2 separate regions of the Homo sapiens genome follow, and region 1 is linked to region 2. Evidence: chromatin loops called from intact Hi-C (ENCODE). Cell type or tissue: PC-3. All regions are shown on one strand. Links, peaks and the distances in the headings refer to the core of each region. The heading gives the core; the rest is flanking DNA.

Region 1 (15,481 bases), core at 4,892-12,891, 360 kb after region 2:
CAACCCCAGTGGCTGGCACACAGATGTCAATGAGTGACTGATTGATTAAAATTAGATGACATTGTCCTTGAATGGAGAAGGCCATCCAAATATCACTCAAATGCAAGCACCAAGCAGTGTATTATGCAAAGAGTACGTGCTAAATAAACATAAAATCCTTCCATCCTCTCTCCACTCCTCAAAATTGAGGACTAGAAAAGAAACGCAATGTGTCCATTGAGCCTGAGGTTTCTGAAGATCTGTGTTCCATGGTTCACAAATATTAATATGTTGGTGTGGTGGCTTTTGATATTCTCCATGATCAACCAGGAACTGAAAACCCATGTTTGGCTACATTCTACTTTGCTTAGTCAGAAAATGAGAGTTAGAGCTTTGAAGATAGACAAGACCTTCAAAGTGAACGGCTACAACCACTTTCTTTTACAGAGGAGAACCGGAGAGGTTCATCGTCTCCAGGTCATAGGCCAAGAAAGGTTGTGCAGATGCATTTTCCCTGTTCCCTCCTAGACTTGCAAATGAAGCCTCTAGGAAACTGAGTGCTTTCTGGATGGCTAAAAATAAACTCCCAGAAACTTCATCTAGATATATCATGGCTGTAATTTACAGCGTCTAGAACTTTAGCATGGTATAATTAGCAAATGGATTACAACAATTTATTTTTGGTTTAAAAGCTCGAATGAACACAACCTTCCAGTGGAACGGGAAAACAAGGGGCTGGGAGCCAGCTGCATTCCTCCAACCCCTTCCAATGCCACAGTGTTTGTGCTGGCTGGCAGCCCTCTACTGATGTCCAATGGATATGCAAAGAGAAGGAACTGCAATTCTGAGCTCTGGGCTCCCTGAAGCATGACTTCCTGGACATAGCCTCCCAAAATGGTCAATGTTCATCCTTTTAGTGAGCAGGAAGATGTCCAAACTCACCTTTTCAATGCACAGGAAAACCCAACGGCATTCATCAAGAGGACAGAAGAGCTGCCAACCTTAAACTGATGCAGAAGAAAGGTATACACTGAACAAAACATACCAAAGACTAATTACATGGATGTTTGTTCTTCTAAAGATTCTGGGCACATTTTTAGAATGGCTTTCCATCACTTGCCTTACTGCGGGGAAAGTTTGTTGTGATGTCTCTGAATAGGCAGTACTAAAGGATGATACCAAGATAGACACTTGTCACGAAGCTAGAAGATGACTAGACTGGGGTCAGAGAGGACCTGTGCTCAGGTTTTGGTTTGTTATGTGTGCCATGAATAACAACCAATTCAAAACCCTTTTATAAAATGTCAGTAATGAGTAACTACCTCACAAGATTGTTATGGGGATTAAATGAGAAAAATGTATGAAAAGGATTTTGTAAATGAATATTAGATGATTCTTCTTGTGTGAATACATGTCCAAAGCAGATCATTCTGATGAGGACTTTTTCTGACCAAAGCACTGTAGAACATTGCAGCAAGGGCCAGGGGCAGAGCAGCAGAAATCCTGGGAAATTTTCTTCTCATGTTTCCTTGCACGGTGTCTGGGCAGAGGCAAGTCACCCAGCAGAACAATCAGAGCTAGGAAAGATGGATCCCGACTTGGGTAAGGAGCACAAGACAACCTGTCTCCCTTCTCTCACACCCCTACCAAAACCAAGTATCTGCCCAAACACCCCTTAACCTAGAAGGTGGCATGATGGTGGCCAGGCAGTGTGGGAAACCGAAGCAGTGGTTCTTGCGGCTGAAAGAAGGGGAAGGGTAGTTTTCTGAGCATCTGCCATGTACGAGGCACAGTGCTGGGTCCTTTCACACTGGGGCTCTTCTCCAAACCATGCAAGGTTCCCCTGACACCATGTTATACCATTGCTCATGCTGTGTGTGGGTCTACGAGGCCCCCTTTCTTCTCTCTGATTCTTCAACCAGCCCCTGAGCAGGAAGACTTAGACCCTCATCCTCTCACTCGTTCAATTCTTAGTGATCTTAGGTAAGGTAAGTCATCCATTTTGGAAGGACTTCAGTTTTCTGATCTGTCAGGTTAGGACAAGAACCCCAAACTCACTGCCTTACCAGATTGCTTTCAGACTCAAAAACACTGGGTGTGAAAAGTTTTAAAAACAGTGCAAAAACCTGAAGGCTTATGTCACCCCTTGTTCAAGCTCCTCAAGAGCTTCCTCTTGCTGCTTGTGCTAGTTGGCTTTTGTGTTGCTATAAAGGAATACCTGATGTTGGGTAATTAAAAAAAAAGAGGTTTAATTGGCTCATGGTTCTGCAGGCTGTACAGGAAGCATAGTGTTGGCATCTGCTTCTGGTGAGGGCCTCAGGAAGCTTCCAATCATCGGGGAAGGAGAAAGGGAGCCAGCACATCACATGGCAAGAGAGGGAGTGAGAGAGAGAGAGGAGGTGCCATGTTCTTCTAAACAACCAGATCTCACATAAACTCATAGAGTGAGAACTCACTCATTACCATGAAGAGAGCACCAAACCATTCATGACAGATCTGTCCCCATGTCCCAAACACCTCCCACTAGGCCCACCTCCAACACTGGAGGTCACATTTCAACATGAGATTTGGAGGGAACAAAACATCCAAACCATACCACTCTTAAATAAACATTACATGTCTACTTTGTCCCCTGACCCCCTGCTGATGTTATGTTCCCATCAGGGCCCCTTGTTCCCCCAGCTCCATCCAAACCAGGCATCTTTCAGGTAATTATGCTCAAGGAGTAAGTGCCGTCCCCAAGGCTGGGAGTCCCCTCTTCCCCTTCAGCTCTCAGCTTAGCCTTACTCACTTGCAGGAGAGCTCCTTGGCCCCTCAGAGGAAGGAGTTTCCTCTACTCTACATTCTCAGAGCCCTTGTGATCACACTTACCAGAGTGATGATCTGATTAATGCCTATCTCCCCAGCTAGAATATAAGCCCTCTGAAGCAGGCCCACCTGTATGTTGTCCACCGGGGTGTCCTCAGGGGGCCAAGCATGCAGTAGACCCTTACCTATTTTGTTCACTGCTCTGGACCAGGGCAGGGCACATAGTAGGTACTCAAAAAATACTTGTTGAATGAGTGCATTTCCATGCAGTTCAAATCTGAAGCTGGGTCAGCTCGACCCTCCCTTCTCTGCTCTCCACAAGCTCTCCCTTCCTTTCCCCTGCACTCAGGGCCCTTTCCTGTACTGTTTGCTACCAGGACCTCACCATTATCCAAGTGAGTAGCTTGTCTCCCCTGAGACCACAACAGCCCCAAGGAAGGCCTAGAGAGGCAAACCCTAGCGGGACCCAGAAGAGGGACAGATCCGGAGTATCTGGGCCAATGGAGGTGGGGCACACAGTAGGGGCTCCTGTGGAACCCACATTTGACCTACTCTGAACTTCTGCTTCACAACCTGTTTCTAGGGCAAAGCTTCCAGCCTTGAGCTTTTGCTTCATGGGCTAAAATATGTCTCTCTCTCTCTTTTTTTTTTTTTTGGCTTGAAATAAATGGTTAGCCATTATGATGTAAAATGCAGCTGTCACAGTCCATAGAACAACAGACAGGTTAATATGGGTTTTTAAGAATGCCATTTCCTCATATTAACCCCAGAGCAACGTCAACCTATCAAGATAGACTCCAGAGTGCTCCGGAAACCTGCTGTTTTTGTTCTTTAATAATATTTGATGTTTAAATAATAGTTGATGTTTGTTTCCAAGTAGTTTAATGGTCCGCCTTTCCCTCCCTCCCTCCCTCCCTTCCATCCTTCCTTCCCTCCCTCCCTTCCTTTTTACCTTCCTTCTTTCCCTCCCTCTCCCCCTCCCCTCCTTTCCTCCTTTCCTCCCTCCCTCCCTCCGTCCCTTCCTTCTCTTCCTTCTCTTCCTCCCTGCCTCCTTTCTCTTCTTCCTCATTCCCACTCTAAGAGTATCCTGGCCTAGGCTTTCTCCCTGAGATCTGGGATATAAACATGAAGATGTGTATCTGGGTCATGTCTGGAATTCTGAAGCCTCCTGACTGGGTTCCTTGACCCTCATTTCTTCCTTTTATCCCCCCACCCTTCCCACCTGCCAGCCATCCCATCCTTCCTACATGTTGTCTACTATAGAACTAATTTAACTTCAAAAATATTTAAACTTTAAATAAAGTGTTTAAGTTATTCCCTAAGAGAGGTGAGCTTCAGTTACATAGAAAATGTCAACGGTTAGGACTGGCCTCTCCCAGCAGAAGTGAAGGCACACTGTGTTCTCCTGCCTAGAGGGAAGACTGGGTGGTGTTAAAGGTATCCAGGAAACTCCAGAGGGACAGGTCTGGGCTTGCACTGTGGCTCCGGCCACTTGGCAGCCTGAGGAAGTGACTGTAGAGTCTGTCCTGCACAGACCATTGTAGCTCCTGCCCAAGTTGGCAGCCCAGCACCAATCAATAAGTCCTGCATGGAAGAGTGATGTGCGAGGTGCTTGTCAGCATGGATAGATTGATTCCTCTCTGGTCCCTGTTCACGTTGTGTGTAACGCATACCCCACCAGGGAGTCTTGGAGGGAAGAGGTGAAGGGCGAGATTCTGGCATCACCAGAAATTACTTGTAGATCCTGAAATGGGCAAGGCTTTCTCAGGCCTCCAGCACTTTCTACATGCTGTTTCCTTAGTCTCAGTCACCCTCATCTTTCCCTGAGTAACTCCTTGTCCTTGAAGACTCAGTGGAAGGTTACCTCCTCCTGAAAGCCTTCCTCACCCTCTGTCTAGATCAGAGGTCCATCCTGAGCTTCCAGCACCCTCCTTTTCTTTCTCCCCTGCTGGTGCAATTGTCCCCTTTGTGCAATGCTCTGCTTATTTGACTGTCTCCGATAAATGTCTCCTGTGAATGCCTACCAGTCTAAGGTGCTCTGGGACAAAGAAAAAATAATCAATACACTAATTAATCTATGTATTTACTCTCTGCCTTGCTCCAAAAATAATTTAAGGAAGCACAAGGATCAAATATGCCCCCAAGTAACTTTGAGTCTGGTGAGACAGCAGACAACATAAGCATTTTAAAAATATATGACAAAGGCTGACAATGTGATCAAGTTGAGGGGTTGGGCAGGAGTGGGGACCCTCTCTCTGATCTCCTGCAGGACCAAGCATGACACACAAGGATGCTCAGTGAATGTTTGCGGAATGAGTGAGATGGGTTGAGAAGGAGGACCTGAAGGGGACTTGGAGATCACTTATTTCAAGGGAGGAAATTGTAGTCAGAGAGGAGATGGGACAGTGCAGGAGCTCCCCAGTTAGTAGCAGTGCAGGACACAGAGCCCAGGACTATACGACATTAGTTGGTCATTCTAAGTCCCATTTATTGGATATGCAATAAGACAAGCCATAACTGAGGCTCTCTCTGAGCCTCAGTTTCTGTCCTGGACACCCAGAGATCCAATACATCTTTGTGAACCTATTCCCTTCATACAGGTCTTTAACACCCTGGGCGGCTGTCCTCAATAATCTGTGCTGCAACGTGGAGTAAATCTCTGACTTCTTTTCCTTCTCTTCTGTTGCTTTCTCTCTTTCTTTCATACCTTCACTCACTTACTCATGCACTCAGCGAATGTGTGCCGAGTCCCTACAGCATGCCTGGCTCTGTGCTCTATGTGCTACAGCTACAGTGGTAAAGAAGACCCAGGTCTTGCCATCTGTAACTCAGTACTCTCCTAGTACTCACCCAGGCAGTTTTCAGAGCTACAGTTTCTTCACTGTGCATTGTCCTTCTATTCCTCCACAATTCTGTTCCTGCTGTGTGTCTGCCTGGAACATCCTATCTACTGATCTCCACACTTCTACTCCTCTTCTAAGGCCTCGTCCACAAGCTGCCTCCTCTGTAAAACCTCCCCTGAGGGTTCCATACCTCCTTGCTTTCTACCATAATCCTACTGTACTGTATTGGTAAATTCTGTCTGTTGGTCCCGCTACTGTGAACTCCAGAAGGCCTTGGACAGTGTATTTTTACCATTGTATCTACAGCAGCAGGGAACCAGCAAATGCTCAGGAAACCTTGGCTGAAGTGGCTGAACTTCCTGACCAGCATGTTCTAACTAGTCTGGGGAGTTCTAACCTCTGGTGAGAGGGCAGAATCGTCCTCATTCCACTACACGTCCTACCTGCAAAGCTAGCACAATTATGCTGTGCAGCTTACCTCTGCTCTCAGAAGTCGATCCCAGCTTGCCCAGGACCCAGGGACCCTCCTCCTGCACTCTGGGCTGCTTGCCCCTGCATCCTTGTGTGTCCCACCTAATCTCTGCTTAGGACTTTCTGCAGATTTGCTGGGGAATGTGCATAATCAAAAGTAAGAAAATCTACTTTTGTAACATTTCCACAAATAAAAAATACTCATAGACACTTAAGCTTTTCTGGCCACACCAGAACATTTTGGTAAATTTCCTTTAGGAAGAAAGAATGATCTCCCCTTGCAAAGTTGTAGTCATACTAGCCAAGGCATAGGAGACTACAGACACAGGCAAGACCCTGCCTTGGAATAAGATGGCTGGGGTTGAGCCTGGCTCTGTCATGATAGCTACAAGGTCTCAACAACTTATTTCTTCTCCCTGAGAAGCCTCCAGGTCCTTACCTGTAAATCAGAGTTAATAGCACAACCCTTGCATTGGTGCAATGAAGATTAAATTAGGAGGTAAGACTCTTGACATATTGACTGTGACACTGTACTCAGTAAGGATTAGTACTCTCATGAAGGAATGGGGAAGGTGAGTAGAATGAGAAGAATATCATTTCTCATTGTAGTTTATACTTCTGAAATTGATTCTACACACACTGTCACATTTACGCCTCAATCAACATGTGATATATGCATGATATTATCCTTTTCTTATAGAGAAGGTATCTGAGGCTTAGGGATGTTGAATAATTTGCACAGGATCATACAGGCAGGAGAGATGGATTCACCAATTCTCTGACTCTAAATCTGGAGTTTCAATGGCCACCAGCCACTGAGGAAGCTGCTAGCATGGGTCTACAGCTGGAGAAGTACTCCTCCTCAGACCATCACCTCTATTGGACCAGGATCACAAGCCCCAAATAACCCTAGTATATGGTAGACATGGTCAGTGCTCACTGAAAAGCCCCTGTTCTTCGCAGCCAATATCCACTTTCCTTATAGAGAGGTTGAAGTGAGTGGCATGGAGATGTGTAATTTCCAGGCCAAGAAACAATGAGCCCCTCTGTACTGTTCCTCTTCTGTGGTGGTGACCCTCAAAGCCATGATTTCCAGAATGCAGAGCTATAAGAGGGGGGCTCTACATGGCCCTCATCTGTGATATGAGCAGGAAACGCATCTTTGTTGAGTCAACATCGCTGGGTTTGGGGGTTCTTTGCTGTTATATCTTATCTTAGTCTACCCGGACTGCTGTGTCTAGGTTCAAACTATCGATTGATCACCAAATAAACACCACAGGGAATAACAGTTGGCATGTAGTATCTGATTTAATCTTACCCTACGCACTAGGTAGCATCACCCTTATTTTGCGAATACAGAAACTGAAATCTAAGGATTAAATTTAAAAATGAAATAAAAAGAATAAATTGCCCAAGATAACATGGCTAGCCTGTTTTCAAATGTCTTGTTTTCAAGCTTTTTGTCATTCCTTTTGTCCTTAGTTTTCGCATCTGTAAAAAGGGGGATGGGGCTGGACCAGATGCTTTTAACATTTATCCCACCTCTCATAATTATAATTACATGACTCTTCCAGCTTTGCCCGCCCTCCTGGCCTCCTAATGTGTGGCTGACCCAGATGTTGAGCCTCTAGGTAGATAGAGCTCCAGTCCTGCCCTACAACCCCAGTCTTGCTGCCGATCGCATCTGTCCAGAAAAGAAGAGTGATTTGACTACTGGTTCACTCACTCGTTCACTCAATCAATTATTCTATTATTTATTCATTTCTACTTAATACTGACTCAGTCATTCATTTACAGATGCCTTCCACTTCCTCTTCCACCACCTGCTGGCCAAAGCTCATATTCAGTTCCCCCAATTTTCACTCATTTATTTCCTCAAAATCACACTTGTTCACTCATTCACTTGTTAGCTTCTTCATTTATTTTCTTGTTGATTTATTTATTCACGAATTCATTTTTTACTTATTTATTTCTTCATTTATTCATTCATTAAGTAAATCATTCATTTACCATTTTCATTCTTTCTATCCTTCATTCACTCCCTTCTCCATGCACTCACTCACTCATTCCCTACTCTCCTTCCTCCCTATTCCCCAGTGCAGCATCCTCCCAGGAAGCAGAGCCTCCATCATGGCTGGGGCCATTAGTCCTCCCTCCCAGAACACTCTCTTCCATTTTAACATCCTGCTTGTTGATCTGTGCAGGCATATCTCCTGGTGTGCAGGGGATATGCTTTCCACTCAGAAACTGATGTTCTTGTAATTACTGTTTTGACTTTCACCCTCTAATGATAGAAAATTCTTTCCACAAACTCCTCTAGTATCCAGGAAGGCAACCGTGCAGAATGGGCAAGGCATGCAGTGCCTGGGGGTTCAGATTCCAGAACACAGGGTATTCCTGGCAGTCAGAGCTCGGGGGACTTGGGGAGAGCCTCTCTTCTCCAGGACTTTGCAACCTGGGGTGCAGGGCTGAGATGGAGATGGGGGCATCTCGGAGAGCAGCAGACTTGGGGAGCCAGGTAAAGGAGTGTGAAGAAAAAGCGGCCCATCTCAAGACTGTGGAGTCATAATCTGTCTGTACTTGGGTTACTACAGTGACAGGTGCCAGGGTCAGGGGTGAATATAGAGGCTTATCAGCATGTCACCAGTGAGAATAAGTTGTCAGCAATATCATGGCAGAAGATCAACATTACAATTTACTGACCTCTTACCCTGTATCAGGTATTTCTCATACTTTATTCTAGTTGTCCCTCAATGATCAATCTCCCCATCTTTCATTTAGAAATTTAATCCTTTGAGTTTTAGCTGGTTCCATGACCTCTCAGCCAAAGACTAGATTTCCCGGATTCCCTTGCAGTGAGGCATGACTGTCTAAGTTTGGGCCAATGGGTGTGAGCAGAGGTGTTATGTGCAACTTTTTGCTTGCAGTTTTAGAAAAAAGCCGGTTGCCTTCCACTTCCTCTTCCACCACCTACTGGCTAAAGCATGGCCCTTTTTAGTGAGCCATCTTTGTCTCTGGGGTTAAGGGCATCTTGAACAGCATGTTAGAAAAAGATAAAAGAAGCCCTGAAGAACCTTGTGAAGTAGAACATCTCTATCCCCCTGGCTGAGATTTTATGTGCAAGAGAAACAAGCTTCTTTTATGCTTTGGCCACCACTGTTCTGATCTCTGTTAAAGCAGCCACGCCAGTGTCTACTAATCCCAGGAGGAAACCTCTTTGCCCACATTACGTCTTCTTGAGGATAAACTTCCCTTATGGGAACACTCTTGCCTTACCTTATTCCATTACTAATTTCTCCTTTTCATGGTTGAAACGTGTGCCTTCAAAATTCATGTCCACTGAAAATCTCTGAATGTAATCTTATTTGGAAACATGGTTTTGCAGATGTAATTAAAAGATTGATATAAGACCACACTGGATTAGGGTGGGCTCTAAATCCAACGAGGGGCTCCTTACCAGACAGAAAGGACACACAAAGACACAGAGGGGAAGGCCATGTGAAGTGGGGGTGGAGACTGCAGTGATGTGTGTCCCCAGGCCAAGGAGTGCTGTGGAGTGCTGACAGCCGCCATAGCTAGGAGAGGAGCATGGAGTGGATTCTCTCAGAGCCTCCAGAAGGAGCCACTTCGCCAATACCTGGACTGCAGACTTTTAGCCTGTCCAACTGTGATAGCATATGTTTCTGTTGTTTTAAGTCAGCAACAACTTGTTCTCTGTGAAAGGAGTTCAACCTTTATCTTGTGGTCAGTGGGGACCCATTGAAGGGTTTGCAGTAGAGAAGAGATGATAACAAGAATGGCTAACATGGGTTGAGTACTAACTCTGCACCAGAAAATGACCCAAGTGCGCACTTAGACATACCACCTCAGCTAATCCACAGCACAACATGGACACAGGTACTATCATTACCCCCAGTTACAAATTAGCAAGTTTGTGGTAATCTGAGTGACAATGATTGGGTTGGTGGGTGTGGGAGAAGGAACCGGACCTGCCTCACCCAGTACCCCCTGTATGGCCTATGAAGTGGCCTATGGAAAGCACAGCTCTTCTCCTCTCCTTGACGGGATGGCCAAGTCTGTCTAACTATAGGTCGAAGTGTTAGCAAGACCCTGTGTGCAGATCTAAAGCTGCCCTGTGGGCTTTCCATGGTAATTGGTGGAGGGCAGTGGTCAAGATCATGGCCTTGGAAGCCAGACCACCTGGCATTAAATCCTAGTCTTCCAGTTACTAGTTCTGTGATATGGGAAAAATTAATTAAACTTTCAGTGCCTTGGTTTCTTCATCCATCAAATGGGGCTAAGAATAGTACCTACCTTATAGAAATGTTGTATTAGTTAACATCATAAAGGGCTTAGAACAGAGTTTGACAAATAGGAAATACTAAATAAGTATTAATGCTTAACTAGTGGTCATGATGCTATAAAGTATTTGCTGTTATTATTTATTTATTTATTTATTTATTATTATTGTTATCTGTCTGACTCCTCTATGTCTTAATTAATTTTGATTTTAGGCCAGGAAGATAAGTATTATTTTCTAGCTCCACCGGAATCCCAAAACTTATTTAATTTTCTTTAGCCTGATTTTGCAGATGAGGAAACTAGGTCTGAGAGAGATGAAATGGCAAGCTCTGGACAGCCTTCGAGTCCTCCTCCACATTCCCTGGCTGCCCAGTCACCCATCTGGTCTAGTTGTTGGGTTTGCGGGCTCACCCCTCCCTGGCACCAGGTGGCAGGTCCTGGAAGGTCTCCCTCCTGGCTCCCAGGCAGTGTGCAGGAGCCCATTGGGAACTCCCTGGGCCAGCTGTTCATCTGCTGCACAGCATGCTGAGCCATGCAGCCTGGTCAAGTGGACATGGGCCCATATGAGGATCCATAGTCCCTGTTCATACAAGGCTGGCTGACTCTTCAGCTCTGAGGGAGCTATTTCTGCAGGCCCAAGGTGCGCTGCAGGGAAAGCAGGTTGCACATACATGCATAAACATGGTCCTTCTGCCTAAAAGGTCCCTAGACCTTGTCCCTGAGTGAAGGCAGCATGTTTAATGTAGAGAACCAGCCTGCTTACCAGACACCTGACCCCACATACCAGTTCATTGGGAGGACAGAATTTCCCTCTGCCCAATGGCACAGACGATCTGAGAGGACAGGGGTGAGAGGGAGAGTGAGAGAAGGAAAGGGGAAGGGACATTTGTTGAGCATTTACTGCAGGCCAGGCACTATGCTAGTTGCTTCACGTTTGTATGAATATAACAATTGTTATATTCATAAAAATCCTATGCTGTAAACTCATTTTAACAGGTGTGGAAACTGAAGCCCAACAAGCTGAAAACACTTGTACAAGCCACATAGCCAAGAAACACTGGAGGCCTGCCGAACTTTTTTTTTAATAGTTTTTTTGGGGGAACAGGTGGTTCTTGGTTAGATGAATAAGTTTTTTAACGGAGATTTTGGTGCACCCATCACCCGAGCAGTGCACCCTATACCCAATGTGTAGTCTTTTATTCCTCACACCCCTCCTACCCTTTCCCCTGAGTCCCCAAAGTCCATTGTACCATTCTTATGCCTTTGCGCCCTCATAGCTTAGCTCCCATTATGAGTGAGAACATATGATGTCTGGTTTTCCATTCCTGAGTTACTTCACTTAGAATAATGGTCTCTAACTCCATCCAGGTTGCTGCAAATAGCATTATTTCATTTCTTTTTATGTCTGAGTAATACTCCATGGTATGTGTATATATATACACACACATACATATATATATACACACACATATATATACACATATATATACATGTATGTGTACATATATATTATATATACATATATACACACATATATACACATATATGTACATATATTATATATGGATATATATCGTATATAGGTATATATCCATATATATCATATATATCTATATAGTACTATATATCTATATATCTATATATAGTGTATATATAGTGTATATATAGTATAGTATATAGTATATATATAGTATGTATATAGTATATATACACTATAAATACTATGTATATATAGTGTATATATACACTATATATACTATGTATATATAGTATATATACACTATATATACTATGTATATATAGTATATATGTATATATACAGTATATATAGTGTATATATGGCATACTATAGTGTATATATATACTATATATAGTGTATAGTATATAGTATACTATACTATATACAGTATATATAGTATATATAGTATATAGATATACTAGTATATATAGTATATAGATATACTAGTATATATAGTATATAGATATACTAGTATATATAGTATATAGATATACTATATAGATACTATATATACTATATATAATATATAGTGTATATACTATATAGATATACTAGAATATATATAGTATGTAGTATATAGATATATATGTACTATATAGTATATATAGTATATATATAGTGTATATATATAGTGTATACATATAGTGTATATATATACACTATACATACTATATATATACTATATAGTACTATATATATCTATATACTATATATACTATATACTATATATATACATATATATATCTATATAGTACGGTTTGGCTGTGTCCCCACCCAAATCTCAACTTGACTTGTATCTCCCAGAATTCCCGTGTGTTATGGGAGGGACACAGGGGGAGGTATTTGAATCATGGGGGCTGATCTTTCCCATGCTATTCTCATGATAGTCAAAAAGTCTCACAAGATCTGATGGGTTTATCAGGGGTTTCTGTTTTTGCTTCATCATTTTCTCTTGCTGCCACCAGGTAAGAAGTGCCTTTCACCTCGTGCCATGATTCTGAGGCCTCCCTAGCCATGTGGAACGGTAAGTCCAAGTAAACTCTTTTTGTTCCCAGTCTTGGGTATGACTTTATCAGCAACATGAAAATGGACTAATACTATATATATATGTGTGTGTGTGTGTGTGTGTGTGTGTGTGTGTGTGTGTATACATATATATACATGCACCACATTTTCCTTATCCACTCATTGACTGATGAGCATTTGAGCTGGTTTCATATTTTTGAAATTGCGAATTGTGCTCTTATAAACATGCTTGTACAAGTATCTTTTTCATATAATGACTTCTTTTTCTCTGGGTATCTACCCAGGACTGGGATTGCTGGATCAAATGGTAGTTCTACTTTTAGTTCTTTAAGGAATCTCCACACTATTTTCCATAGTGGTTATACTAGTTTACTTTCCCACCAGCAGCATAAAAGTGTTCCCTTTTCACCACATCCATGCCAATATCTATTACTTTTTGATGTTTTGATTACGGACATTCTTGCAGGAGTGAGACAGTATTGTGTTGTGGTTTTGATTTGCATTTCCCTGATCATTAGTGATGTTGAGCAGCTTTTCATATCTTTGTTGGCCCTTTATATACCTTCTTTTGAGAACTGTCTATTCATGTTCTTAGCCTACTTTTTGATGAAATTGTTTGTTTTGTTCTTGCTGATTTGTTAGAATTCCTTGTAGATTCTGAGTATTAGTCCTTTGTAGGATGTATAGTTGAGGAGATTTTCTCCTACTCTGTGGGTTGTTTGTTTATTCTGTTATTTCTTTTGCTGTGCAAAAACCTTTTGGTATCATTAGGTCCCATCTACTTATCTTTGTTTTTGTTGCATTTGCTTTCAGGTTCTTGATCATAAAGTCTTTGTCTAAGCCAGTATCTAGAAGGGTTTTTCCAATGTTATCTTCGAGAATTTTTATTGTTTCAGGTCTTAGGCTGAAGTCTTTGATCTATCTTGTGTTGATTTTTGTATAAGGTGAGAGATGAGGATCCAGTTTCATTCTTCTACATGTGGCTTGACAATTATCCAAGTACCATTTGTTGAATAGGGTGTCCTTTCCCCACTTTATGTTGTTGTTTGCTTTGTTGAAGATCACTTGACTGTAAGTATTTGGCTTTATTTCTGGGTTTTCTATTCTGTTCCATTGGTCTATATGAGGCCTGCCTAACTTTTTCTCTGACACCACATTATACTTACCTTCATTCTGAATAGGGAGTGTCCTTAAGGTCCAGAAGAGACCCAGAGCAGGTTCTACTGCATGTCTCAGCCACTAATCATCACCGCCAGCAGCAGTGTTGTGGGCAGCACTGAATCACACTTGACACTCCATGGGGGTCTTTTACTTGTATTATCTCTTTTGACTTGATGTAAGTCAAGACATGCTCTGCTAGTGATTGTACTAAGAAAGTTCCATAGCAGAAAGATGAAGGTATTTCGTCTTCTGGACCCCACTGGCTCCATTTCTGGAAATGCCAAGGGCATAGAGCATGTTCTCTTTTTAAGAGGCTTTCATCAGCAAATTCAGCCATCATTTCCCAATGCCCATTTGGTGCCAGGTACTATGCTTGGGTAGGGGATTCAGAGATGAATCATACAATCCCTGCCCCTGAAAGGTTTATGCACAAGTGGGAATTATAGATCTGGAAGCTTAAGAATATCCATGATGAGGATGATAATAAACACTTATTGACTGCTTACTATTGGCTATTCTAAGTTATTGACCCTTATTACCTTATTTAATCTTCATAAAACCCTGTTATTTGCTTCATTTAATTCAGGAGGAAACTGAGGCACAGAGAGAATGGAATTACTAATAAGTGGCAGAAGTGGGAACTGCATTCAGTCGGTCTAGCTCAATTTTGTAGTCATGCGGTGATTAATTTGCCCAGAATGGGTGAAGAGGTCAGTTACAGCTTCATAGAGAGGCAGAATCAGTGCAGGGTTTTGAAGCATAGGCATTTGCCAGGCAGAAAACAGCTGACAGTGCACTAGGAAGTTCCAAACAGAAGAAGAATGAGAAAAGCATGAACAATGGTTGAGAGGCACAAAACTATGGTGTGCAGAAGAATTTCCATGGAGTTCAGTATGGCTAGAACATAAAGCAGGGGAGTGGAGGGTGGGCTATAGTTTCAGAAATGAGGCTGCAGAGGGAACAGGAACTCTTAGAGGCTCATGAATGCCAGGCAGAGAAGCCAGAACATTTTATTCACCCATTGAACAAGTGGAGTTTATTTGTTGCATATGAGTAGTCTGGGGAGAGGCGGTTCAGGCCGGCACGGCAGTTCTACAGAGTTACCAAAGCCCAGGCTCCTTTCACATTTGAACTCTTCCATACTTAGCATTTTCTGCCTGGTTGCGAGGTGGCTGCCACACCTCCAAGCATCATATCTGAGTTCACAGTGGGAAGAAGGGAGAAGGATAAAGAACAATGGCCTGGTCTTTGTGACAGGAGTTCAACCTTTATCTTATGGCCAGTGGGGACCTGTTGAAGGGTCTGAGGTAGGACAGAGATGATAACAAGGATGGCTAACATATATTGAGCAACTAACTCTGCACCAGAGAAT
Region 2 (15,481 bases), core at 3,555-11,554:
AAGGAGTTTACATTCTAGCATGGCAGACAGATATAACCTAAATCAATTTAGCATGAACAAAAGTATAGCTTCTAACATAGTGCCTGGCACATATTCAGGATATAATAAATACACACATTTTTATGAGAAAGGAGATGTAGTGGCAAGTACACTAGACTAAACTTAGAAGACCAGATATGAATTCTGACGTTTGCAACATACCCAATAACAAGGGAGGGTTTGATAAATGCTAGTTGGCTTTCACATGACCAACATCAGAGCTTTCTGAATTAATGGAGGAGGGCTGGGGTCTGGGAGGAATCTTTTGAAGTACTAGGAGTACACAAGCCATAGAGGAGACTTGAGTTCAGATTCTGACTCCCCAGTTTCCTAGCTGTGGGTACTTGGGGAACTTAATCTCTCTGAGACATAATTCTTTACCCCTAAAATGAGGAGAGTAATAATGGTCCCCCTCTAGGATGAGTGGTGACAACTGAAGAAAATAGTTTATATGAAAAGCTCTGTGTACACTATGCTGTGTATGACTAATTGATGAGGACCTAAGATGATTCCATCAGCACAGCTCCAAGTAACCCAGCAGAGGAATGTGTTCCTGAAGAATGAAATATTTGCTTTTCTAGTAGTGGTCTCAAACTTTGGGGCTACTACTAGAAAAGCATGCTCTTCCTCTGGTCACCTAGCATGGCATCATCAGCCAAGAGTATCAAAACCTAGGTAGAAGCCATTTGTATTTGTAGCCTGGACTTCCTCTCAAAATCAGAGGAAAATCTCCAACTGTCCAAAAATTCCTATTCCAAGCTTACAGAGTTCTTGATTGAACTGTACAGGCCCTTGGAGATGAACCTGGCAACACGTGAGCTCTTCCCCTACAGAAAGTCAAACCCATAGCACCACCCTTTCCCTACCCCACCTCTTCCCTGCCTCACCCGTGCACTGTCCTCTCTCTAGATTGGAAGCCCACCTGATGGGAAGATCAATGTGGTCCCCTGGCACTAGCACCAGGTGTGGCCCAGCATGGCTTTCAACAAATGTTTGTTGAAAGAATAGATGAATGAAAAAAGCTTTAATGGAAGAGGTGTATGTCGGTTGATGCGACTCTATCTCAGTGCCACGTTGTACACAGGTTATTTTGTTAAATATATTATGTAGAGGCTCAGTGTCCTTTGTGCCTAAGCTTCTTAGAAACTCATTTTCTCCAATCTCTGTGTGTGAACTCTGTAATTTAAAACAATGCCTCAGTCCTTACACCCACAGACACATCTTCTTCATGCTAATGCCCAAGTCACACTTGTTCTCTTTCTATGATGTGGAAGGGGGTGAACACACGAGGAAGAGGCGAAAGAGCAGGGAAAAGACACAAGGTTTGGCTCTTGGTTAATTATGTCAAAAAATGTATATGTACAGGAAAAGCTGCCCCAGGCTCGTCTCATTAGATGTTAATCCCCGTGCAAGCCCAGATGAAGCCTGGGACCTATCGCTGCTACGTTTTAATTTGTCTGGACTTACTTTACAATCCTGTTCATTAAAATAGCTGGTAGGGGAAGCTGTGCCTTTCTCCGAAAGGGAAAGACTTATGCACAATTTTCCCACAAAATTTCTTCTACTTGGAAAGATGCTCAAAACTGATACAAGTAGGGGGTAGAAGGGCCCCCGCCCAAAGATCTGCACGCCTTCCTGCTGAGCAAGGAACAGGTGCAAATGAAGCTGTTTCTAAAATTCCAGTCATGTGGAAACAGAGTCTTGCTCCCCGGGACCTCCTGGGAAGTCCTTTCATAAGTCTGCATTTAGCACTAGAAGAGGTAATAAGTATAATTGTTCTATTTTGCTGAGGACCTGAGATTCCAAGAGTGACCTTAAGAAATTTTAATAGAGGGTTAATTTTAAATGATTCCTGCCACGATTTTTTGTTTTATCACTAGCTCATCTGAGTTACTGCACAAGTGGGGGAGTTTATCAGAAATTCTGGCATACTTAAAGTCCAAGCCAAACCATTAATAGTCAGCATTTGAGGCAAAAATAAGAAAATGAAGTACCTTCAATGTTCCAGAACTGCAACTGTTGTTGTTGGAACACAAATATTAACTCATTAAATTCTCTCAATAGTCCTGCAATGATGCTTTCACTCCCATATCATAGTTGAGGAAACAGCTTGGAGACATTAAGTGCTCAAAGGTACTTAGCTAGAAATGAAAGGTGACTGTGATTCACATGATTTTTGGCCTATGAGTTGTGGGATCAGGTTTAGACAATACCTCAGATGCCATATGAGTGTATCCCCTGATTGTTAATTACATCTTAGATCATAGCCCCAGCTAGACTATAAGATCTCTGGAATCAGTGTTTTCAGTTTCCTTCCTCACCTCAACCCAATGCTGACTGTGTTAAGCACTTTTCCTTTTGTTTGTCTGTTTATCCGTCTGTTCATCCTCCATCCAACTGTCTGCTCATCCATCAGCCCATCTATCTGTCCATCCACCCAAATGTGTAATCACCTAACCAGCTGTGTGTCACCAGGCCATCTAAGTGTCCCAACTATTTCATGTTTATGTGCTGGAAAGCATCAGGGAAAGGAGGGGTTGAAGATACTGGAGGGAGCAAGGGGATGCTCAGCTGAGGTGCCTTTCAACAGGTAGAGAGGACTGTTTCCGAAGCACAATCAGAGGAACGGGCATAGTGGGTACTTCACCCTCTGGGTAGAGGGATCAGACAGAGTCATGTGGGACACAGTCTGTATGGGAAGCAGGCAGGATAATGGGGCAGCACTAAACTATTGGCCTCAGCGTTCTCCGTGAGGTAGGAGGCGGGAATCTCCCTGGAGCAGGGTGCTGGTGAATAGATGTGAACATTTGAAACAGCCCCCTGGCGAATGAGAGCGAGAACTCACAAAGTACAAGAACTGCAGCTGGGAGGGCCCAGGAGAGGCTAAAGATCAGGAGCATGATGTGATTTGGCTTAGTGGCATTCAGAAGCACAGCTTTGAGATCAGAAGTGGTGAATGGTTAAAATGATCCTGGGTTTTGCAAGGTGGATGTGGAATAAAGGCACAGAGACCAGGGAGCTGTGAGTGATGGACCAGCGGAAGAGCAGAAAATGTAGAAGGAGATTGAGCCAGGAGAGAACTGGCACTGGGTAGGAAGTGGCCTGGTTCTGGCCAGGACATTTCCTTTAGGTGGATTAGTGTCAAGGAAGAAAAAGAGCAAAACTAGAGGAGCAGGCTTTATGGTTAGAAAAGAATTCTCTAGATGGGAAAACTAGGGCCCATCTAGGAAGTACCTTATCCTATGCCACACAGTGACATGCATGTCAGTACTTGAGTAGGAACTTGCTGGCTGCCTTGGCAAACAGTCAATGTAAGGGGGCAGCTGGACAAGTAGCTGCCAGATGGTGGTCGCTGCGCTCTTTGGGCCTTCTTCTGTGCTTCTGCCTGGGCCATTTCCATAGTCTGGGCTCCTTTACCGTGATCTTCATGTATTCAAATCTAAATGTGCTTTGAGTTCTGGCTCCAATGCCACCTCCTCCTTGAAACCCCCTCCCGGCAGCTGGAAGGAGTTTCACCTTCTGCCTTCCCAAAGCACTTTTACGTGGATCTCCCTTTCTCAGGGTTATTAGTCTACCTGAGTTGTCTAGAGAACCCTGCCATCATCAAATTAATCTCTGCATTCCCTAGTGAGTCTTACACAGGAAACATGTCTTCTGACTGTATCTGTATTGCCAGATTCCAGTGGTACAGGACAGAGTGCTCACGTAACTGTTCAAGATTCTGTGATTTTTCAGAGAAGAGGCTTGGAATCAGGTAAGAGCCTGCTCTGCTACTTCCTAGCTATGTGAAACAAATACTGCACACCTTTGAGCCTTATTTTTGTCATTTATAAAATGGTGATAATGATATCTATCTATCAGAGTTTTAAAACAGATTTAAAAATATACTGAGCATCTACTATGTGACAGATAGGCCTAGGGGCTGAGGATACGAGATTATATGAAATTATTCGTATCCACAAGAAACTCAAGTCTGCCTATGTGTGTAAATGTGCACAATGCCAGCCACCATGCCCAGCACACAGTAGGCTAATTAAAAGTTAGCTTTTTCTCCCACAGACCAGATCTCCATATATTTTGTACAAATTAGCATTCTGAAAGTATGGCACCCACGCTGTCTCCCTGCCTCCCTCACTAAGTTGGACAGATGGCTTTCAGTCTCAGTGCAGGTTTCAGGAAGAAGCCAGAAGGGGAAGAAGGTACAGCAAAGGAACCTCTGACTTCCTTACAGTAATTAGTCTCCTTTAGACATTGAGGCCAAACCCAAGCTACTCTCCTGTGCTTTTCAACTTCCCTCCCTATCACCCGAGAGTCAGAGCTGCTTCAAGCCATGGCTCTGTTCCACGGATCGAGATGGCGGAAAGTTAATGAGCCTTGGAAACCACACGGCCTTTCACCTCATTCAAGGAGCTTGGAGAGCTTTCAAACCAAGCAGAAAAGTGGATTCCAGTATGTGGGTGCAGAGCAGGTCTCCACATCTATTCCCCCAGGACTAGATTTTCAAGTCTTTACAAAGCACCTACCACAGGAAGCAGTAAGCCACTGCTATTCCTCTTAATTGGAGAGTATCTGGCTTCCTGATTAGAGGAGTTCAAACCCAGCTTGGAGGAGGCCTCCAAATAGGAGCTGACTTTGCAGAAGGATAACAAGTCAGGAAAGAACTAGTGAGCAAGGAAGCCAAATAACGAGACTGGGATGTGTATTTTCGGCCAGGACTGGAACACAACCTGACCCCCACTAAAAGGGCCCAACTGGGTGAAATGAAGAGACAGCTGATGTTACACTCTCTTCCTAATGACCTCTGACCCTAATAACCTTTTGTAAAAGGCTCATTTCTCCACTCAGTCATAAGCTCATCTATCTAACTCTTTCCTGGACACTTCCACCTGGCTGTCCCCCAAGAACCTCCAACTGTATGCTGACAATAGAGTAGGTTTCTAAAACCAAACCTGACCTTGTCACACCTCCGCCTAAAACTTCTCAGTGGCTCCCAAAGACAGAAAAAACCTAAACTCCTTCAAGATTATTCATGCTGGCTTTCCTCATCTTTTCCCCCTCTCACTACTGCCACAAATATCCTAAAAGCTAAGCCACTTCAAGCTACTCATCTTTCCTAGAAAATGCCTTGATCTCCCATCTTTGTATATGTTGCAAATCTTTGACTTCTACAATTGGCTGTTGCAAGGTGCTTGCCTCTTCCTTTTATCACTACCTACTCATATCCAACCTCCACCACCACCTTGAATTCCACTTCCTCCAAGAAGCTTCCCTGACCATTGGTTGAGAGCAATTGTTCTTTTTCTGAAACCCTTGTAGTAATATTAGTACACCAAAGTCATGATCCAATTTACATGGTTCCTCTGGCAGTGTTACTAAATGAAGTGCTATCCAAAACCTGATACCTGATTTACTGGCAGTTTCAGCACAAACCTTGGTAATAGCCAATGGCAGAGTTGTGCAGAGGATAAACATGGGCTCTGAAGCCAGAGAAGCCTGGAAGTGAATCATTGTTTTCTCAGAGTGTCTTTGAGCAAGTCACGCAAGTTCTCTGGACCCTGGTTTCCTGGGAGTAACACCATCTGCAATGTCAGAGGTTAATGTATTTGCTGTTTGAATAAGTCATGAAGCACGTACATGAAGGAGCTCTGTAAAATATAAAATTTCCATTGAAAGAACAGTTTTTTTTTAAGATTACAAGTTATAATAACAGCAGTTTGATTCAGGAAGACAACTAGAGATTTTGTACAAGATATCAGCTTGGGCATCCAAATAGAAACTTCATTCTGAAGCCCAATTTCAGAAGGGCTTATATTTGCATACTGAAGAGATCCAATTCTGATAGAAAACGTTCCAGGGCTGTCAGGGGAAATTCTACTAAATTACAAATCTGCCAGCTCTTGGTTTATCAACCTTTAACTCTGGCAGTATTTAGCAGCATGCTTGTCTGGGCCCAATTTTCCAGTCTTTGATTAAATGTTAGGAACTGACCATCTCATTGTGTCTAAACCGCCACACTACCTCCCAGGCAACTGGGAGGCTCTTCCGTGCCGCCCTCTGACACTTCCCTTCCTCTCTATGCCACTGTCAATCTCCTGGATATTTATTATTCTGAACTTTGATTTCAGGCTATCACTTGCTGTTGGGAAGGGGTACAGGAAATGTCAAGTCTCAATGGATATTATTCCTCTGGAGAGATTCTAACCTTGAGTTTCCCCTCCTATAACATGCCTATACAGAAATAGCCTAACTTGATTGTTTCCTTTTGATGTTTAATTGGATGTTGGTGCTGTGCTTTCTGGACTGAGAAGCTAATGCTTCTCAGAGAAGGAACAATTCTAGCTACACAAATGAGACTTGTAACAGGGGAGAATGCTCAATGCTGAATCTAATTTTCTCTCCCATCCATGAACATAAGACAATTTCTCTGGCATTAAAGCATCTCACTCAGTCTTTCTGTCATTAATAAGAATTAAATTCTGTTCCCTCAAATTTAAATGTAATTATATTTTGCCTCGTAAATAAAATTGAATTTAGCTCTAGTGCAACTGCTATGTTTAGAGCTTTAATTATTTTAACCCGGTTGCTACTTTAAGCTTATTTTTGTTAAAGCATTGAGTTTATTTTGCTGTCGATTGTGACCTAATTTGATAACAGGGCTTTTCAGCGCCATATCCATCTAGTCGTTATTGTTATTATTTATGCTTTGTGATTCTCTTTCCCTTTGGGTAGGGGAGGAGATTAATAGAGAATAAACTGAAAGCTTAGAGGATCTGAGTGTGAATTCTGGAGGGTTCCACTGTGTTAAGGTAGAATCTAGGCCAGATTGAGTTGAGAGAGCCAAAGAAAGAGATCTGATGTGGAGTCTGAAAGGGCAACAGTCAATGTTCATTGACAATTATTTTAAGCCAAGATTTTCGGCACAGCATTCAGCGGGCTCCGAGGTTTGGATCCTGCCTACCTCTGGCCTTCTTTCCTGCCACCCACCCCTGCAGCTTCTATCTCCAGCTGGACTGAGCCGCGACTGTCCAGCTGATCATGCATGCTCTCTACTTGTGCACACGCTGTTCCCTTGGCCTGCACTGCCCTCTCCTCCTTGGCCACCAGGGGGCCTCCCTTCAGTCCCCTTTCAGGGTCTGGCTCACAGATCTCTGGCTGGTGACAACCTTCTCCATTTCCTCTCCCATCCCATTACTGGCCAAGTTCACTGCTTCTGCTTTTGTGCTCCCAAACCCTACTGTACACACAACAATCAGAGCTCTGCTCATGCTGAATAATTAGGCGTCTCATTTCCTGACCAGGCTGTGGGGCTGTCTGATCCTCGGTGCCTAAAACAGTGAATGCCCAGCACACAGGATAGGCCAGAAAGATTCAGTGAATGAATGCAGTGAATGTGTCAGCGTGGGAGCAGGTCTGGAGCTACTGTGGGGTGCTCTCTCTGAGGAGGTTGTGCTCTTCTCTGGAATGGACCTCAGGAAGCTTGTGATGCTGAGAGGAGGCTGACCCTAACTCCCTTGTGCTGTGGGCCACTGACCTAGTTGTTTGGGGTTAATGTGTCAGCTTTTATCTGACTCTTCATCTAGACAATGATCTAGATAATGACTCTTCATCTAGAGTCAATGACCAGTGTTGGGGCTGGGGAAAGGGGATGGTAGAGAGATTCAGAAACTGCAAGGAAACTGCGCCTCTGAGAGAGCAAGTGAGTTGTTTACGGTTACACAGATTCAGGTCCAGGCCTTCTGGCTCCAAACCTTCACTGTATAAACTGTCCTAAGAATTACACTTGTTAGAGTCTAAGGACTGTTTGGATAACTTAAATCTAATCATGCATTCTAAAACTATATAAAACTACTTCATTTATTGACTGCTTACTGAATGCAGCCACCATATACATGTGAAATCTGATTTGGAAAACAACCCTGCAAGGCAGGTGTCATTAGCCATAGTCTATGCTTAAGCTTAGTGTTGAAAATCTAGCCTGGTCCTACTCCAAATTTCATGCAATTCTTGCTGACTGCACGTGTTACCTCCAAACCTGTGCCACTGAATCTCTAAAACATCTCCACCTGTTATTCCACAAAACTCAATTGCAATCAAATGATAAGAATCATAAACCCGCAGCATGAGCATTTTACAGGCAAAATCTCTGCCATGTATTGCTTCTGTGAGCCAGCAACCCTAAGGAATAAAATATAGGGAGAGGGCCCTCTCAAATAAAAGTCATTTATGGGAGACAAGACTGGAGAGAGCTCATATAGCAGTGGAAATGAGGAATAAATTTATGAGGCTGAGGAGAGAGGCTATGGGGGTAAGGGTGGGGAAGGAAGACCTGAGGGAGAACCAACAGGGACAAATGATGAGTCTAAGGGATGGCTTTTGAAAGCGTACCATGGAAAATGCCACAGAGGCTAAAATCTTTAGAAGCCATTAAGCTCTGAAAGAAAGGTGAGCCTTTCCAATTCTAAGGACCATCTCAAAGAGATTAAATTCTTTCCCTTTTCTGAGACAGCTCTGAGCCAAGAGGGTGAAAAGCCAACTAAAGCACAAGGAAGGGGAGATGGGAGGAGTTGTTCTGCTCAGCAGTGCTGCTGAGTGTACCCACTTTATGCAAAAGTTGATGAGGCATTCAGCCCAGCAGGCCTGCTCCCTAGGGAAGATGGCTTGAAGGAGGTGAAATGATGCCAGCTCTTGTCCAGGAGGGCTTCTGGCTGGCTGGCACTGCGCATGAAACTAACATGATCTAGGTCTGGGAAGTGACAGACAAGGAGCACAGAGATTTGGTGTTAGCCCAGCACACTGTGTGGGGAGTGGGAGGGAAGGGGTTTATGAGGAGGTGGGGAGGAGGTGGAGTCCTGAGAGAAGGGATTAGGTTCGCTGTCGGGTAGTGTGCTGGGATCTTCCTGGACAGAGCTTTCGGCTGCAGCCCCTCTCTTCCCTGTGTTTCCAGGGGGCTCTTTTTCTTTCTTTGACTATTCACTGGTTAAGTCATTCATGCAATAATCACCAAGAACCTAATGTATGTTTGTCCCTATGCTAGGGATACTTATAGGCCCTGACCTCACAGAGTTCACAGGGGAGAGAGAGAGAGAGAGAGAGAGAGAGAGATTGATTAGAATACATCAGTCAATATAACATAGTGTTTAGGAGAGACCTTGGAGCCAGATGTGGTTTGAATCTGGACTCCGCCACTTATGAGTCGGGTGAGGGTTGGGGGAGAAAAGGGATGCCAGTATGTAATTTAATCTTTCTGAGCTTCAGTTTCCTTATCTGGAAATGGTAATACTAGTAATACTTCCTTCCCAGGGTTCTTATGAACCTTAGCTAAGATAAGGTTGTAAAGGACTTAGTTCAGTGCCTGGTACATGCTAAATACTAAGAAATGGATGGCTCTTTGTTACTCTATCCTGTGGCTTGTCAGAAAGAGAGATAAGAATGGCAACATGAACACCTCTTTGGATAGAAAGGGGGCATGAGGCAAGAGCTGAGGACTTGGGAACAAAGGGCCTGGATTTAATTCAAACTGCCTCAGGTAAGCTGAGTCACTTAGGGCCAGTCATTCCCCGCTTCCAACTCTTTTCTATCTGTTTAACAGCAACAGCAGTAGCCACCTCCCCCACCATCACTACCACCACCATGATCAGTATCATCCTCACAAGTGACTCAGGAAGTGAAGTCCCACTGGGGCCTATGTCCTGTGCTCTTCTGGGGCATAAGAATCTGTTGCAACAGTTATGTCGTGTGATTTATCAGGAAGGAAGACCACATGCATGAGGCTGGACTGAAAGAGGAATTTCTGAGACGAGACTGGAAGCCAAGTTGCCAGGAAGCCAGGGAACTGAGTAAACACTTGTATAAAATCTGACTTCACTGTTTCCACAAACCTAACCAAAGTGCTGAGGAACTTGTCAGCTCACATTTCAATACAGGGCTGGTTGTTGAGTGCAGGGCATGTTGATTTAAGCTGCTTTCATTAAATCCTGTTCTTGGTGCCAAACAGCAAGACACTCATCTCAGGGAATAGACAGTGTTCCCTCCTAGGAGGCAGCAGGCAGCAGGGGCCCATCTCTACCAACCCAAGAACCCAGAACCAATGCTGATGGTGCAAGGATCACTTGGGATTTGTCCTTTGGCCTGCAGCTCCTGATGGGAGGGACTGGGCAGTGTCTGTGCCAGCTCTGCCATGCCAGGCAGCAAGCAGCATAAGCAAGATGACTTGAGCTACCGTTTGTCTAGGGTGTGAGCTGTGCCAGATACTACAAGAACTACTTTGCCCAAATTTCCTCACCTAATCCTCACAGTGATTCCATAAAGTAATTTTACCTAAGGGAAAATTAAGGGTTAGAGGGTTAAGCCACATGATGAAGCCATTCAACGAGTGGGGAGCAACTCTTCCCCCAAAAAGCCCAGTGCCTGTTCTGCTGCCCTGTAGCTAACTCCCTAAACAGAAAGATAGTTTCTTGGCTCTAGTGAATCCAGGCAACGAGGCATTCCTTGCATAGCTTCACTGCAAAAACTCAATAGCTTTAAAACAGCTTTCACTCAATGAAAGTGCCCTTGGAAGGGAGGTGGTAGAAAGACATTAAGTGCTTACTGTATGACGGACACTGTTCTACGTGCATACCAAAACGATGTACTTTAATGATTACATAACCCGCTGAGGCAGGTACTATTACTATCTCCATTTTTCAGATAAGGAAACTGAAGTCAAGAAAAGTGAGCTTTCTTGCCAAGGTCGCATGGTTAACATGTGGCAGAAGCAGGGTGGAACCCAGGCCAGCAGTTCCTGCACAGCAGGGGCTGAGGAGAGAGAACAGTTGAAATGCCCTCATTCTCCTTCAAACCAGCTTCCAGAGGTGAAGTGACAGCTGAGGAGGAACGTGGCCTGTGGAGAGTGCTGGAAAGCAGGCTGCCCCAGCGTGGGGCCAAGCCTTGACTCCCAGCTTCCTCCCTCACCAGCATGGCTCATGCAAGTCACGGCCACTCCTCTAGCCTCATCACAGGAACAGGGGCAATACCGTACCTGTCATCCCAACCTCACAGGGCTGCTGTTGCGCAGGGTGTGTGTTGCCATGTGAAACATCTTTGTATGCTATGGGACACTCAACAAACGCCAATTGTTTTCACTATTACAATACTTTTAAAGCTGCCTTTTATATTCCTGGCCTTGTGGCAATCATGAGACCCTTCTAGTCATTTATAGGATAGAGATTTAAAAATTAGAATCTATATTTCTGAAAGGGATTTCATCTTCCATCTTATAATCAAATGTCTTTGTTAATATCAAGTGCTCTACCAATGAGTGTTTTAATCATCATCATAACAACAGCTAACAACTATTGAGCTCATATAATGGGCCAAATCTTTTTTTCTTTTCTTTTTTTTTTTTTGAGATGGAGTCTCACTCTGTTGCCCAGGCTGGAGTACAGTGGCACGATCTCAGCTCACTGCAACCTCTGCCATCCGGGTTCAAGAGATTCTCCGCCTCAGCCTCCTGAGTAGCTGGGATTACAGATGCTTGTCATTGCGCCCGGCTAATTTTTGTAGTTTTAGTGGAGACGGGGTTTCACCATCTTGGCCAGGCTGGTCTTGAACTCCTTGACATCATGATCTACCCACCTCGGCCTCCCAAAGTGCTGGGATTACAGGCGTGAGCCACTGTGCCCAGCCTTTCATTTTCTTAAATAATTCTCACTATAACTCCAGAAGGTAGGTACTATCATTATCTCCATTTTATAGCTTCAAAGGGTAAAGTAACTTGCCCAAAATTATAATTAGTAAGTAGCAGGGCCAAGATTTGAAACCCCCAAAAAAAGATTTGAACCCAGGTCTGTCTGACTCAGGGACTTTCCTCATCACATGGTTCTCTCTTGCCTTTGCACATGAGGACAGATACGTGTTTGACACCAGTTACGGGGAGTGGTATAGCCAGGACTGAGGAAAGGGAGATCTCATAATTCTATTCAAAGTCCCTTCTAATAGTTCGGTTGTTTCCGTTTACTGAGCTAACTAAAGAATACTTAGTAATCTCATCCAAAGTTATACGTACCTCCTCAGAGGCTGTGGGGTTTCATCAGGGATTAACAGTGCAAGACGCAGTTATATACCTATCATAAATTAGCTTTGTGGCCACATAATGAACAATGCAAGCCAGCGTAGCTTTAAGAGGACCATTTATTATATCGCTATAAACAGAGCTATATAAAAAGAATTATTCCTAAGACCCTGCACATCTGTGCTTACAATCATGCCTTTACATGAGCTTTGCAAACAAGGATAAAAGTCCAATTTAGACTGTGTATTGAACATCAATTCTCTATTCAACAGGGAAAGGTAATTCAAAGTATCCCAAAGGCATGAATGCTACATGGATCTCATTTTTGCCAAAGGTCTCAGCCATCTTTCTTGGTCACAACCAGAACTGTTAATACACAACATAATGAGCTAATCTGATACTCACTTTGTTTAAACAGCGTGGAGTGCCGAGGAAAATGATTTTGAGTAAAAAAGCATAGCTGGAGATGCTATCACTTTTTAGCTTTTTGTCCCTGGGCAGGATCACTTAAAATTTTTCCAAGCCTTAGCTTCTTTATCAGTTCACTTATCTCCATTTTGTTGTTGTTGTTCCCCTCCCCTTTCCCAGAATGCACACTCTACGAAGGCAGGGGCTCTTTGGTCTCCATCCTCTCTGATTAGAAGAGTGCCTGGTATACTGTAGGGGCTCAGTAAGTATTTGCTGTTTAAAGTATTATGTAAATTGGTAAAACATGGATAGCTGACAGCTTTCTTGTAGGGTTTTTGTGCAGATTAAATGAGAGATGAGACGTGACCATAACCCACTATATACCTATACTGTGCTAGGTGACTCACGTATGTTCCCATTTAATCTTCACTTTGAAAGGACCTGTAAATCATAGTGTTTTCAAACAGAAGGGTGCCAACATAATTATCCTTTGTACCTTATATGTACAAACCCTGTGATGAACCAAATGCCACAATCAAGAACACATTCAATCATGTGTTCATGCATTCATTTATCATTATTTATTGAGCAGGTGCTGTGGGTCAGGCCATGCTGAGTCCTGGGGCTGCAGAGGTGAACAAGACATGTTTGCTACCCTCATGGAGCTTAGTGACTAACAGAGCATTTGGCTAGAAGGGCAGGTGGGGGCCAGATCCCAAAGAACCCTAAACACTACACTGAGTTTGGACTTCATTCTGAGAAATGGGTGAAACTGAAGGGTTTGATGGCTGGGACATTTATCCTATAAGGCCCACCCCTACAGAGCTTACCTAGGTACACTTTCCCTATGGCCTTGCCTCCAGGGATGATGTCTTAACATGAGATGAGAGTTCGGTGAAACACATCTGTAATTATAAGCTCCATTGTTAAGGGGTAGTTTTGAATCTCAGGGCCACTACTATGGAAGGAATGATGTAAGGATGTAATTTTTGAATCCTCTCTTTGTCTAAGAGTAGAGGTGTTGAAGGCTAGAGTTCAGAGAAAGAGGAAAAGCACTCAGAGGCACGGGGAATGCATTGCTACGTGATTGGGAACAGTCACGTGATTGGTGACCATGTCACAGTGGAAATCCCCTCCCTCTACCCATGCTTCTTCTCCCCCTGCATTTACCGATAGAACAGTCGTGTCCAGTCCAGCTTGGGTCACAGCTGCAAAGCCCGGTGTCCGGGAGGAAGGTTCCGTGGCCTGAACACTGGTCTAAGCATGTGGCCCTGGGGGTCTCGCAGTTGGTGCCTCCCCATCCCACAGAGCAGTGGCATTCGCCTCTCACGCAGACACCCCGGCCTGAACATGTGGGGTCCATGCAGTCCACTGTGAGATGGAGGAAGGAGAACATAGGTAAGCATCTGACCAGCAAAGGTGAGGCTTCTTTAAGCAAACTACTTAGCTTTGTGGCCAAGGGGCTTCATACATTCTGGCAGAAGGATGCATAGGTCACTTAGTAAGGTGAGAGCAGTACTGCGGCAAATGGCAGACCTGGCTTCCCAACTCCACCCAGGTAGAAATCCCTACCACTTCGTTTGTGGGGCAAAGTAAGAAATGTGTCTCAAGCATCAGCATAGCACTTCATGTCTACTAGATTCTGTTTCATTCACTTCTGAATCTCCACCTCCTAGAACATTGCCTAGCACACAGGAGGTGTTTAATAAGTCTTCATAGAATGAACTTTTATTATCACTTCATAATGCAGGTTTATTTTTGTAGGCATGAGACTAAAATAGATTCCTTCATTTAAATGATAATTTATTTTTAATTAAATTCCATTAGATTTTATCATCTTCCCCAAATTCTTGAGATTGATATGAACTTTCAAACTTCACTTTCCTGGCCAGGTGTGGTGACTCACACCTGTAATCCCAGCACTTTGGGAGGTTGGGGTGGGAGGATTGCTTGAGGCCAGGGGTTTGAGACCAGCCTGGGCAACACAGCGAGATCCTGTCTCTACAAAAAATAAAAAAATGAAAAAAATTAGCTAGGCATGGTGGCACACGCCTGTAGTCCCAGCAACTTGGGAGACTGAGGCAGGAAGATTGCTTGAGTCCAGGAGGTCAAGGCTGCAATGAGCTATAATTGTGCCACTGCACTCCAGCCTGGGCAGTGAGCAAGACTCTGTCTCTAAAAAACAAACAAACAAAACAAAGACAAAAAAATTCACTTTCCTGAGGGCAAACACTTCAATATGTGCTGACTTTGCACAGCTTCTCCTCATGTGGTAGGTGAGTCACATAGTGGTGGCTCACAGCCAGGCAGCCCTTTAGTGCTCCCAGGGCCAAGGGTCAAAGTGGTCTCAGGAGACCAATCCAGAAAGAGGGAAGAGAGAGTAACATTGTGGGTTATCTGCTCTGTGCTTACATGCTAAGCACTTTATATACACTATCAGATTCAGTTTTCTCAGTAACCCAGTGAGATACAGATGAGGAAACCGAGGCTCTGAGAGGTAAATAATTTATGCCAGATCACACAGCTAAACTCTGCCAGAGAGGAATTCTTTTCCTGATTTCTAAAATGGTGGTAAAATACACATACATAAAATTTACCACCTTAGCCACTGTTAAGTGTACAAGTCAGTGGTGTTAAGGACATGGATACTGTTGGGCAACCATCACCACTGTCTCCAGAACTCTTTTTATCTTGCAAAACTGAAACTCTGCACCCATTAAACAATTTCCTATTTCCCCTTTCCCTCAGCCCTCGACAACCACCATTCTATTTTCTATCTCTATGAATTTGACTACTCTAGGTACTTAATGTAAGTGGAATCATCCAGTATTTATCTTTTTGTGATGGCTTATTTCACTTGTCATAATACCTTCAAGGTTCATCCATGTTGTGGCACGGCCAGAATTTCCTTCCTTTTTAAGGCTGAATAATATTCCATTATATGTTCATACCTCATTTTGTTTATCCATTCATACATCAACTGAA

The links. Hi-C counts contacts between places; a loop is a spot of excess contacts. Peaks named below come from ENCODE experiments on the same cell type or tissue, not always from the same donor. Only the 100,000 strongest peaks of a DNase experiment are listed, where the experiment ranks them.
Region 1: a loop joins it to region 2, with 2.8 times the contacts of the local background. A loop is called at or near these places in 4 of 110 quality-filtered maps.

What each region holds. Positions count from the first base shown.
Region 1 is chr11:79,151,928-79,167,408 of GRCh38, forward strand. The region is part of intron 3 of TENM4 (teneurin transmembrane protein 4); the gene reads right to left. Among named protein-coding and RNA genes, the nearest start is that of TENM4-AS1, 66 kb to the left of the region's middle. In PC-3, for the core only: CTCF peaks have their summits at 7,931 (motif pointing left), 9,080 (motif pointing left) and 9,284; a DNase peak (open chromatin) is centred at 9,024.
Region 2 is chr11:78,791,626-78,807,106 of GRCh38, forward strand. TENM4 (teneurin transmembrane protein 4) reads right to left here. Exons shown (of 34, transcript NM_001098816.3): 15 at 13,667-13,867. Among named protein-coding and RNA genes, the nearest start is that of NARS2, 220 kb to the left of the region's middle. RefSeq lists an enhancer at 10,453-10,954. In PC-3, for the core only: CTCF peaks have their summits at 7,139 (motif pointing right), 7,345 and 10,102; DNase peaks (open chromatin) are centred at 4,516, 5,546, 7,176 and 9,776; H3K4me3 peaks cover 807 bases; H3K27ac peaks cover 8,000 bases.